Regions from separate parts of the Homo sapiens genome. Here region 2 is linked to region 1. A link is an interaction called in ENCODE POLR2A ChIA-PET data of the cell type or tissue named here. Cell type or tissue: Panc1. All regions are shown on one strand. Each heading gives the region's core, and the rest is flanking DNA. Links, peaks and the distances in the headings are about the cores only. Region 1 overlaps CABLES1 (Cdk5 and Abl enzyme substrate 1). Region 2 has its middle 62 kb from the start of CABLES1.

The links. ChIA-PET counts read pairs that join two places held together with the same protein. Peaks named below come from ENCODE experiments on the same cell type or tissue, not always from the same donor. Only the 100,000 strongest peaks of a DNase experiment are listed, where the experiment ranks them.
Region 2: POLR2A ChIA-PET joins it to region 1 with 7 read pairs; 9 of 35 experiments call an interaction of 5 or more read pairs at or near these places.

Annotation. Positions count from the first base shown.
Region 1 is chr18:23,144,130-23,149,506 of GRCh38, reverse strand. The region is part of intron 1 of CABLES1 (Cdk5 and Abl enzyme substrate 1); the gene reads right to left. Among named protein-coding and RNA genes, the nearest start is that of CABLES1, 11 kb to the right of the region's middle. In Panc1, for the core only: no CTCF peak of the experiment used is centred there; no DNase peak of the experiment used is centred there; H3K4me3 peaks cover 86 bases; H3K27ac peaks cover 2,107 bases.
Region 2 is chr18:23,070,915-23,076,291 of GRCh38, reverse strand. No RefSeq gene overlaps it. Among named protein-coding and RNA genes, the nearest start is that of CABLES1, 62 kb to the left of the region's middle. In Panc1, for the core only: no CTCF peak of the experiment used is centred there; no DNase peak of the experiment used is centred there.

The DNA.
Region 1 (5,377 bases), core at 304-5,303:
AGTTCGAGACCAGCCTAGGCAACATGGTGAAACCCTGTCTCCACTAAAAATACAAAAATTTACTGGCAAGGTGGCACATACCTGTGGGTCCCAAGTACTGAGGAGGCTGAGGTGGGAAGGTGGCTCAAGCCCTGGAGGCAGAGGCTGCAGTGAGCCAAGATTGTAGTACTGCACTGCAGCCTGGGCAACAGCGAGACTCCATCTCAAAAAAAAGTAGACAAACTTCCTAAAAGTAAAAATTTTGGATGAGTACAGGTTGATTTATCTGAAGAGACAATTAGGATGCCAAAGGGGTTAAAAACAAAAAGCATGAGGCCAGGCGCAGTGGCTCACCTCTGCAATCCCAGCACTTTGGGAGGCTGAGGCAGGTGGATCACCTGAGATCAGGAGTTGGGGACCAGCCTGGACAACATGGCAAAACCCAATCTCTACTAAAAATACAAAAAAAATTTATCTGGGCATGGTGGCACACACCTGAAGTCCCAGCTACTCAGGAAGCTAAGGCAGGAGGATTGCTTGAACCTGGGAGGCAGAGGTTGCAGTAAACTGAGATCACGCCACTGCACTCCAGCCTGGGCAGAGAGAGCAAGACTCCATCTCAAAAAAAGAGCACTGCTATAGTTTCCTTCCTCCATTCAACCTGTCACCACTTTTGAAAAATCCAGCTCTGCTCACACCTGTGCCTATTCAAAGTCTTCCCGTTTTCCTCTGGATTAAACTCACCGTCTTAAACCAAGCATCCAATGTGCTTTGCCACAGTGCACCCACCGTGAGGTCACAGCTGACCTGAAGGCCCAGTTTCAAGGGCATCTCCAGGACAATCACTGCTCCTACTGCAGGAATGGTGGCCCCTAACCTGTCCGGCTGCCCCAGAGTCCAGCTGCCTTGTGCTGGGCTGTCCTCTTCTGGAATGGGCACTGGGCCCCATTTATCTCTGAACAAGGCCACACTTGCCTGGCATGCAGATGTGTGTGCAGAATCGACATAGAAGTCCCTGCTGACCCAATGCCAAATGGGATCCCTGGACAAAGACCCAACTCTGTTTAACCATGGGGTCAAGGAGAGGAGGTAGAAGCCATGTGCAGAGGGGAAACGGGGCTGAAAGGTGAGGCCAAGGCACCCACGTAGCACCCAACTCAACTCCACATCATGGCCACACAGACCCTGAGGAGCCCTCACACGGGAGAGGGTATCCTGCTTAGAAATGGGGGCCAAGCGGGCCAGACGTGGTGGCTCACACCTGTAATCCCAGCACTTTGGGAGGCTGAGGCGGGTGGATCATGAGATCAGGAGATCGAGACCACCCTGGCTATCATGGTGAAAACCTGTCTCTACTAAACATACAAAAAATTAGCCGGGCATGGTGGCGGGCGCCTGTAGTCCCAGCTACTCGGGAGGCTGAGGCAGCAGAATGGCGTGAATCCAGGAGGCGGAGCCTGCAGTAAGCCGAGATCACGCCGCTGCACTCCAGCCTGGGCAACAAAGCGAGACTCCGTCTCAAAAAAAAAAAAAAAAAAAAAAAAAAAAGGAGGCCAAGCAGGCAGCACGCAGACCATGGAATGAGGGCTATAGCTCTGATAACGAGTGACAAAAGTTGGGTCTTCTCAAATTGTCTCTGGAGGTAGCCCTCCCCCAGCATGTGCCCCACGTGGGCTGCGGGACCCTCCAAGTAGGGCAGCGTCTTCCTGGGCCTGGGTGTGGGCAAAACCGGTTGTTGCTCTTCACCTCACAGCCTCATTGCTCTAAAGGTACAAGGATGAACATGTGAATTCCCCCTACCTTGCTTTATTTTGGCAATAGAAATTGTCACGATTCCAGCGTAAGCAGGGGCAAAATGCAGCACCAAACAGAGGGGTACTGTTTCTCTCTGCTGCTCTGATTTCACTACTACTGATGAAACTAAAACAATGCAGCAAGGTAGCTGTTCAGGATCAGCTCCTCACGATCAGAGCAGACCTTGTCAAATTTCTCAACGGCTTCTTGGACAGTGTAAGGTGCAGTGCAATTGTGAATGGAAATAACAGCTACAATTTTCCTGCTCAATCACTAAGGGCCAAACCTTTGCTAGGTGTTTAGTGTTGCATTCTGCATTCTTATTTTAATATTTGCAACACCCCAAAAGTACTGGAGTCCTTATCCCCATACTACAGGTGAGAACGTGAGGTTCAGAGTGGTTAAGCGTGTTGTCCAAAAGGTGCCGTTAAGCGGCAGAGCTATGGAGCTCCAAAGCTGGTCTTTCCACTCTTCTGCTCACCCATTTTGCTGAGACAGAGGCCTAGCGGCAGGGGTGCAGGAAGAAGAAGGAGCTTACTCCCTGCGGGAGGAACTGATACCAAGCTATTAATATTATCTGGAGAGAGCTGTTGTTATTGGGAAAATTTTCCATGACTCTGGACCCAAATCAGGGTTCTATTGGCCTGCCCGAGGTTATCACGTGAAAATCAGCATGCTCGCTTGATGAGAAGGCGCTGGCTTGCCAAAACTATAGCACAATATTTCTTTGTACTTTAACATACTGACCTTGACTGACTCCAGCCCATAGGTCTTAAACAGATGAGGCCCTAGCATTTTGGTTAACGAACTCACAAGTAGAAGATTTGAGACTGGAAGGAGAATAAAATTCTACAGTACTTAGTTGATTCTTTCTTACGTTTTTCTTAAAATGGTACAGCTACGATAGAGTTTTTGTTTTGAAAACTCTCAACTTAGAAAATGTAAATGTTAAAACTCTAGCTCTACCACATAGTGACTTTCAAATCCATAAAACAGCTACCACATTGCCTTTCTGAAATTACTTGATTTTTAAAAAAGTACTTCTTAAGCTGTTAAGCATCAAACAAATAAACAGAACTTATAATACTATCAATCGTTTTGTGATGGATAAATGGAATCCTACAATTGAGACATTTGTAATCTCATCTTCCTTCTTCACTACTCACCCTCCAAAAACAAACTTTATTCAACTCAATAAATAAAATAATTCATCAAGAACTACCATTCAGGCTGGGCAGGGTAGCTCACGCCTGTAATCCTAGCACTTTGGGAGGCTGAGGCAGGCTGATCACTTGAAGTCAGGAGTTCGAGACAAGCCTGGCCAATCGCTTGAACCCGGGAGGCAGAGGTTGCAGTGAGCCAAGATCATGGCATTGCACTCCAGCCTGGGCGACAGAGCAAGACTCCATCTCCAAAAGAAAAAAAAAAGAACTACCATTCAACATCACATCAACCGTTTGTCCCCCTAACATGCCAGTTTTTGTCCTTAAGCAAAAAACTTTAGACTTTGAATATCTTCCAGCTCCTTACATTTGTTCCTCTACCCCGCCACCCAGCCCTTCTTAAAACTATCGAAGTAGACATTTTGCTTTATAAATAATTTGGTCAATGAGTAAAGTGCTTTAAAATAAAAATCAACGTGCTAGGCACATAAACATTTTTGGCATTTTTGAATATTTTACTAGTATCTGGTTGAATGGTTTTTCTTCTGTTTATCGTAAAACCTAACTTAGATTTACATATACCCTGTGCTTTAAACCAGGGACAAGATTGGGTCCCTCTTGCACACACATATCATTACAATATTCTAAAGTCATAAGCCCCTGGTATTTGCACGTTCTGCTTTACAAGCTCTTGTCTGTGACCAAATGTGCAGTAATAAGCCCCAAACCACAATGAATGATAACCTCATTAAATATGATCTAGTGCGTAGCCATCCAAACTACTAAAACAAAGAGGAAAAGACAAACTAGCAAACTCCAATTAATTATACGTTCTTAGAGGCTTTTCAAAATCAAACAAACATAAAAATACAACATTACACAGTTGGTAAAACAGGGTAATAGCTAATGATTTCATGATTCCCGTATGTAATACTAAGTGGTCTGAGCCCCAGAATCTGTGAAAAGTTTGGTGTTTAAATGGTACACAGGCTGAAACTTGAGGGGGACAGATATTTTTCTAAAGTGGAAAAAATGGATAATGGTGACCCTGGGGAAAATTTACATCATTATGTTAAGCAGCAGATTCTTATAAAAACTTCTGGTTTTCAACATGCTTCCTTTGATAGCGACATTTTGCACAGCCCCCAAAGAGGAGAACAGGACAAAAAGGATGTGTGAGCCAGGCACAGTGGCTCACACCTGTAATCCCAGCACTTTGGGAGGCCGAGACGGGTGGATCACAAGGTCAAGACAGGCAGATCACGAGGTCAAGAGATCGAGCCCAGCCTGGCTAACATGATGAAACCTCATCTCTACTAAAAATACAAAAATTAGGCCAGGCACGGTGGCTCATGCCTGTAATCCCAGCACTTTGGAAGGCCAAAGCAGGCAGATCATCTGAGTTCAGGAGTTTGAGACCAGCCTGCCCAACATGGCGAAACCCCGTCTCTACTAAAAATACAAAAAATTAGCTGGGCATGGTGGCAGGCACCTGTAATCCCAGCTACTTGGGAGGCTGAGGCAGGAGAATTGCTTGAACCCAGGAGGCGGAGGTTGCAGTGAGCCGAGATTGCGCCACTGTACTCCAGCCTGGGCAACAGAGTGAGGCTCCGTCTCAAAGAAAAAAAAAAAGAAAGAAAAAAAAAAAGGATGTGTGGTAAAGCCTTAGGTGCACATGCTGATAACCAACTCTCTGGAAGGGGAAAAAGAAAAACCTTGACTTACAGCATTGGCCGATTCCTGTGGTGTAAATATTCCCACCACAACCGATTTCAGCAACCACCTCAGATTCCTCAGTCGTCTCCAATAAGTGGGTAGGAGTCAGCTCCAAGACACTACAGGGTCTGCAAGAAACCCAGCTTAGAAGCCAGGAAAACTAAAGTTCAATTCTAGCTCTAGATTCCAGCTATGTGGCCTTAGACAAATTTCCTTAACCATCCAGCCTCAGTCTTCTCAGCTCTAAAGTAGGCAACCTGTTTCACAGACTGCCACGCAAATAAAACAACATACGTGAAGGATGTGGCACACAAGAGGTACTCAGAACTCCATACAAGTCACCTCCCTCCTGAGGGTGGGAGAGACAGGCTCAGGTAGGGTGGGCTGGGTGGTGCAGCCTCCACAATCTGTCTCACCTTAGCCCCATGACAGATTGTTTTAGCAAATTAAGAGTCAGGAGCAACTGCTGGATGAAAACAAAGACCTAGAACGTTGTGGGGTGGGGGAACAGAATCAAATTTTCCTCCTCTTACTGTTAGGGAATTGGAGTTTCATTTGTGTTCCCTATGGAGGAGAGATGTGGTCTGTTCCACCAAAAGCTGGCCCCAGGGCAATCCATCAAGCTCTGACCAGACCACGGAGGAGGGGCCCTCCAGTCAGACCAGGGCTGAAGCACAGATCCACAGGGAAGGAAGAGGCCCAGCCAGGAGCGTGTACGAGCATGG
Region 2 (5,377 bases), core at 182-5,181, 73 kb after region 1:
GTGTCTATAGTCCCAGTTACTTGGGGGACTGAGGTAGGAGCATTGCTTGAGCTCAGGAGGTTGAGTCTGCAGTGATCCTGCCACTGCACTTCAGGCTGGGCTGCAGAGTGAGACTGTGTCTCAAAAAAAAAAACCTCTACTTTTTCTCCGTTCTATCATTCTGAGACAAAAGAGTATCAATAAGAATTAGAACTGTGTTTTTCTTTTTTTTTTTTTTGAGACGGAGTCTCACCCTGTCACCCAGCCTGGAGTGCAGTGGTGTGATCTTGGCTCACTGCAAGCTCTGCCTCCTGGGTTCACGCCATTCTCCTGCCTCAGCCTCCCGAGTAGCTGGGACTACAGGCACCCACCACCACGCCCATCTAATTTTTGTAGTTTTTGTAGAGATGGGGTTTCACCATGTTAGCCAGGATGGTCTCAATCTCCTGACCTCGTGATCCACCTGTCTTGGCCTCCCAAAGTGCTGGGATTACAGGCGTGAGCCACTGCGCCTGGCCCATTTTGTATTTTTAGTAGAGACAGGGGTTTCTCCATGTTGGTCAGGCTGGTCTCGAACTCCTGACCTCAGGTGATCCACCTGCCTTGGCCTCCCAAAGTGCTGAGATTACAGGCATGAGCCAGCGCGCCCGGCCTAAGAATTAGAATTGTGGTTTTCTGATTTTCATTGGGTACATGTATAGAAGCTGCGAAGAAAACTTGACTTCGTTTTTCATTTTTGTAAGACACTGTCTCTAACATTTATCCATGCGAGGAACTCTCCCCAGCCTGGAGCTGCAGCCCAGAAACGGCACCCCTGTGTGTGTAGCATGCGTAGAGGAGTTGGCTCCTCCAGGCTGTAGGTATCACCTGCCTCACCAGCCTTGAGTTTGTCTGGAAGGCTCAGTGCCCGTGCAAAATCCCTATCTAACACTACGGGACTGTATTGTTGTTATTTTGTTATGTTTGCAAAGCTGTCTTGCTTGACCCAGGTTTAAAAATGCAGTAGCGGCCAGGAGCGGTAGCTCATGCCTATAATCCCAGCACTTTGGGAGGCAAAGGCGGGCAGATCACGAGATCAGGAGATTGAGACCAGCCTGGGCAACATGGTGAAACCCCATCTGTACTAAAAATACAAAAACTAGCTGGATGTGGTGGCGCACGCCTGTAATCCCAGCTACTTGGGAGGCTGAGGCACGAGAATCGCTTGAACCCAGGAGGCAGAGGTTGCAGTGAGCTGAGATTGCGCCACTGCACTCCAGCCTGGCAACAGAGTGAGACTCTGTCTCAAAAAAAAAAAAAAAATGCAATAACTAGCTCGGTGTGATAGAGTTTGCCTGTAGTCCCAGCTATGGAGGCTGAGGTGGGGCATCACTTGAGCCTAGAAGTTTGATGCTGTAGTGTGCTACAACCATGACCCACCTGTGAATAGCCACCACACTCCAGCCTGGGCAACAGAGAGACCCTGTCTTTAAAAACCAAAAATAATAAAAATAAATGCAACAGTCACTTGAAATTTATCATGAATTGTATATTCTTTCTCATGTGTTTTAGTGGAAATCACTGTTGTCCATGTCATGCTGCTGAAACTCCACTTCATACATACAGTACATACATACATGTATTACAGAATAGCAGTCGTATTCCCAGAGCACTTTATAGTTTTTAAACTGATCTCATTTACATAACTTCCTCATTTGGTCCCTGGTGATCATCAGGATGAGTATTAGTAGTCCCATTTTACAGATGGGGAAATAAAAACTCAAAGGAGTTCATTGACATATAGGAGCACTTGGAAATCCTTCTATCTGCAAGGGCCTTTGGTTTACAATGTCTTATTTCTCTCCTCCACCACCCTCTATGAACTTATATCCAGATTTCTCAATGACACCTGTTGACTCTCATAAAAGTGTTCTTCCCTGGAATTAGGTTCTGGATGGTGGTCACCTTGTGTCAGTTCAGAGCAAAGTTCTGGAAGGTTCAGGGGAGGGCTTGTTTTTTCAGTGTTCCTCCGTGTGATGACTGCCTCCGGGTGTCCTGAGCTTCAGGGTCACTCTGCAGCTGAGACGCAGCACTGCCTGGCTCACAGGGCACTCCCAGTCTTGTTTTGACTGTACATCGATGTCGTCTCCTGCACTGCGCTATGTGGTTTCGGGATGCAGAGTTTCACAGAAGGCATATCAGGCTGTGAATACTCCACCCCCATCCCATCACAAAAACCAGTCCAAGGAAAACACCAAATGCTAATTGAAACTAAGACAACGGCACAAATATTTATGGGGGCAGAAATTCAAACAACACTAGCAAAAACAAAGAACACATTTCAAATTGGTATTAATTAAACAAAAAGAAACACTATGGTATCTAATGTAAATATTTTGTTATCAGATCTGATACCTTCAAATGATTATTACAACTAGGAGGATAAGATAATATAAAATATTTACTTAAAAAAATTAATTTTAGCCATTTGCCTTCATATTGGTCCATGCTGCCATGGAAAAGGCCTGGGATAGGAGTCAGAATAAATGCCAGAAGTAGCTATGTCATTCTGAGCATGTCACCTAACATTGTCCAACGTGGCTTTCAGTTTCCTCAACTGAGAAGAAAAGAAGAGATGAGAGGAGATAAGAAAACAAAAAGAAAGGTTGGGAAAGAGAGGTAGCTCAGCAAATGTATCATCCACAGGGGCTGAACTATGTGATCTCTGATGTACTGGTTTCTATTGGTTCAGAGTGTGGACTCAAGCCAGGGTGCCCAGGTTCAAATCCTAGCTCCCTCATCTACTGGCTGTGTGACCTTGACATATTTCTTCACTTCTCTGCACCTTCATTTCCTTATTTGGGAAACCCAGCCTCACTGAGTTGTGAGCATTAAATTATTAAATATACAAATATATACGTACTGAATAGTTCCTAGCACATGGTAAGTACCTGGGAAATGTTAGGTCTTAGGGTTTTTTTTTTTTTCTGAGACAGAATTTTGCTCTGTTGCCCAGGCTGGAGTGCAGTGGTACGATCTCAGCTCACTGCAACCTCCGCTTCCTGGGTTCAAGTGATCCTCCCACCTCAGCCCCCAACCCGTCTCCCTCAGTAGCTGGGTCTACAGGTGTGCACCACCTCACCCGGCTCAGTTTTCTATTTTTGTAGAGGCAAGGTTTCAGCATGTTGCCCAGGCTGGTCTCAAACACCTGAGCTCAAGCCATCCTCCCACCTCAGCCCCCGAAAGTGCTGGAATTACAGGCGTGAACCACTGCATCTGGCTAGGTCTTAGTATTATTATTAGATAATCTTACTTGGAGGATAAAATAATGTACATTGGAGGAAAAAAAAAGTGTAGAGGACTTCTCTAAGGATTCTGTGTTTTGCCCAGAGTATAAATAGCAGAAAGGAAGGAAACTAATATTTATTAGGTACCTACTTTACGTGTGTGTATGTGTGTGTGTGTGTGTGCGTGTGTTGTGTCTGTGTATAGTATATTTTGAGTCAGGATCTCGCCCTGTTTCCCAGGATGGAGTGCAGTGGTCTGATCATAGCTCACTGCAGGATTGAACTCCTGAACTCAAATGATCCTCCTGCCTTGGCCTCCTGAGTAGCTAGGACTACAGGCATGTGCCATTATGCCTGTCTAATTTTTAATTTTTAAAAATTTCCATAGAGACAGAGTCTTGCCATGTTGCCCAAGTTGGTCTCAAACTCCTGGCCTCAAGAGATCCGCCTGCCTTGGCCTCCCCAAAGTACCTATTATATTTGAAGCTACTATATTCCCATTGACTAGATGAAGGTGGCACAAATGAGGACTGAAAAAATATCTTCTCCGGGAATGAATCCTGTGAAATAAGTATTTTTCTTTCCTTTTCAAGAGAGGAGTCTGAAGATCAGAAAGGCTAAGTAACTTGCTTGAGGTCACATAGCTAGCAATGGCTGAGGGGGGATTTGAACCCCAGTCTCCATGGCTCTGAAGCCCATGCTGCTTCCCTTATGACATACTTTCCAGGAGATTTTGGCCAGGAAGGGCATATTCGTGTGTCCTGCCCAGACTGAGACGGGGCTTTGGCTTGGTGACGGTTGCTTCAGCAGAGCACGACCAGGGTGCTGGTAATTTCACCACACGCTGCCTTCATCCCAGCCGCTGTCGTCTCCTCTCTTCCAGCTGCTACCACCATCCAACCACCCCCTCTCCCTTCCGCGAATATGATCAGTGTCAGGCCAGGATGGGTTTCATATGAGGTTATGTTTCATATGTAAAGTAGTGGACAGATAGCTGATCCTCAGCTGGTATATAAAGTAGGTATTCAATATGTTTGCTTTTCCTTCCTAGCCAAGAAGACACACCATTGCCCCTCCCTCTGTGCTCCTGTCCCGTCTCTTTTGCTCCTTTAACCTCTACAGCAGTGATGCCTGCTTTAGGCCAAAAAACCCAGGTGACTTGGACATTCACGTTCAAGGCACTTCTTTTGCTAGTCACTGTATCAATTATTAAGAATACACAGGTAAATAAAGCATGGCCCCTGCTCTTGGGGAATTCACACATAACTGGGGAGAAATGTCTAAAAATGGTTAAGGCTCATTTTTGCAGGTGCATGCAGAAAGCCAGGAATGGTGGTAGGGGAGGTAATGACTCTGTCTGCCAGAGGACTGGCGAAATCCCACTAGACAATGTGATTTCCCACCTAGAGAAGAGTTCAAGGGGTGAGAGGAAGGGCAAAATAAAGACAACCACATATGTAAAGGCCCAGAGTCATGAAAGACTACAAGACATCCAGGAAGTGGTGAGAAACCACGTGTGTGTGTAGCAAACGGTGCCTGGGGAGGATGTGGGCTGACTGGGAGGGGTCTTGTGTGCAGCTTCAGAGCCTGCAATGTGCCCAGAGGCAGGGAGCCAGAGAGACTGGATGGAGGTGGAATTGATATGTAAGAAGCTCACTCTGGGCCAGGAGAGGTGGCTTATGCCTGTAATCCCAGCATTTTGGGTGGGCGAGGCCGGTGGATCACCTGAGGTCAGGAGTTCCAGACCAGCCTGACCAACATGATGAAACCCTGTCTCTACTAAAAATACAAAAATTAGCCGGGTGCGGTGGGGGGCACCTGTAATCCCAGCTGTTGGGGGCTGAGGCAGGAGAACTGCTTGAACCTGGGAGGTAGAGGTTGCAGTGAGCCAACATTGTGCCACTGCACTCCAGCCTGGGCAAAAGAGCAAGACTCTGTCTCAAAAAAAAAAAAAAAAAAAAGGAAGCTCACTTTGGCAGTACATATGTTTTGAGAATGCTGTGGTGTGGGGATAGATTTGTGGAGGAAAAGCAGTCAGGAGGCTGTCTTCCTAATTCATCTGTGGACTCCAGGGTCTCCTCTATGGTAGGTGGTGGAAGGGACAACTGAAGTGCAATGGTTGAGGTGGCATC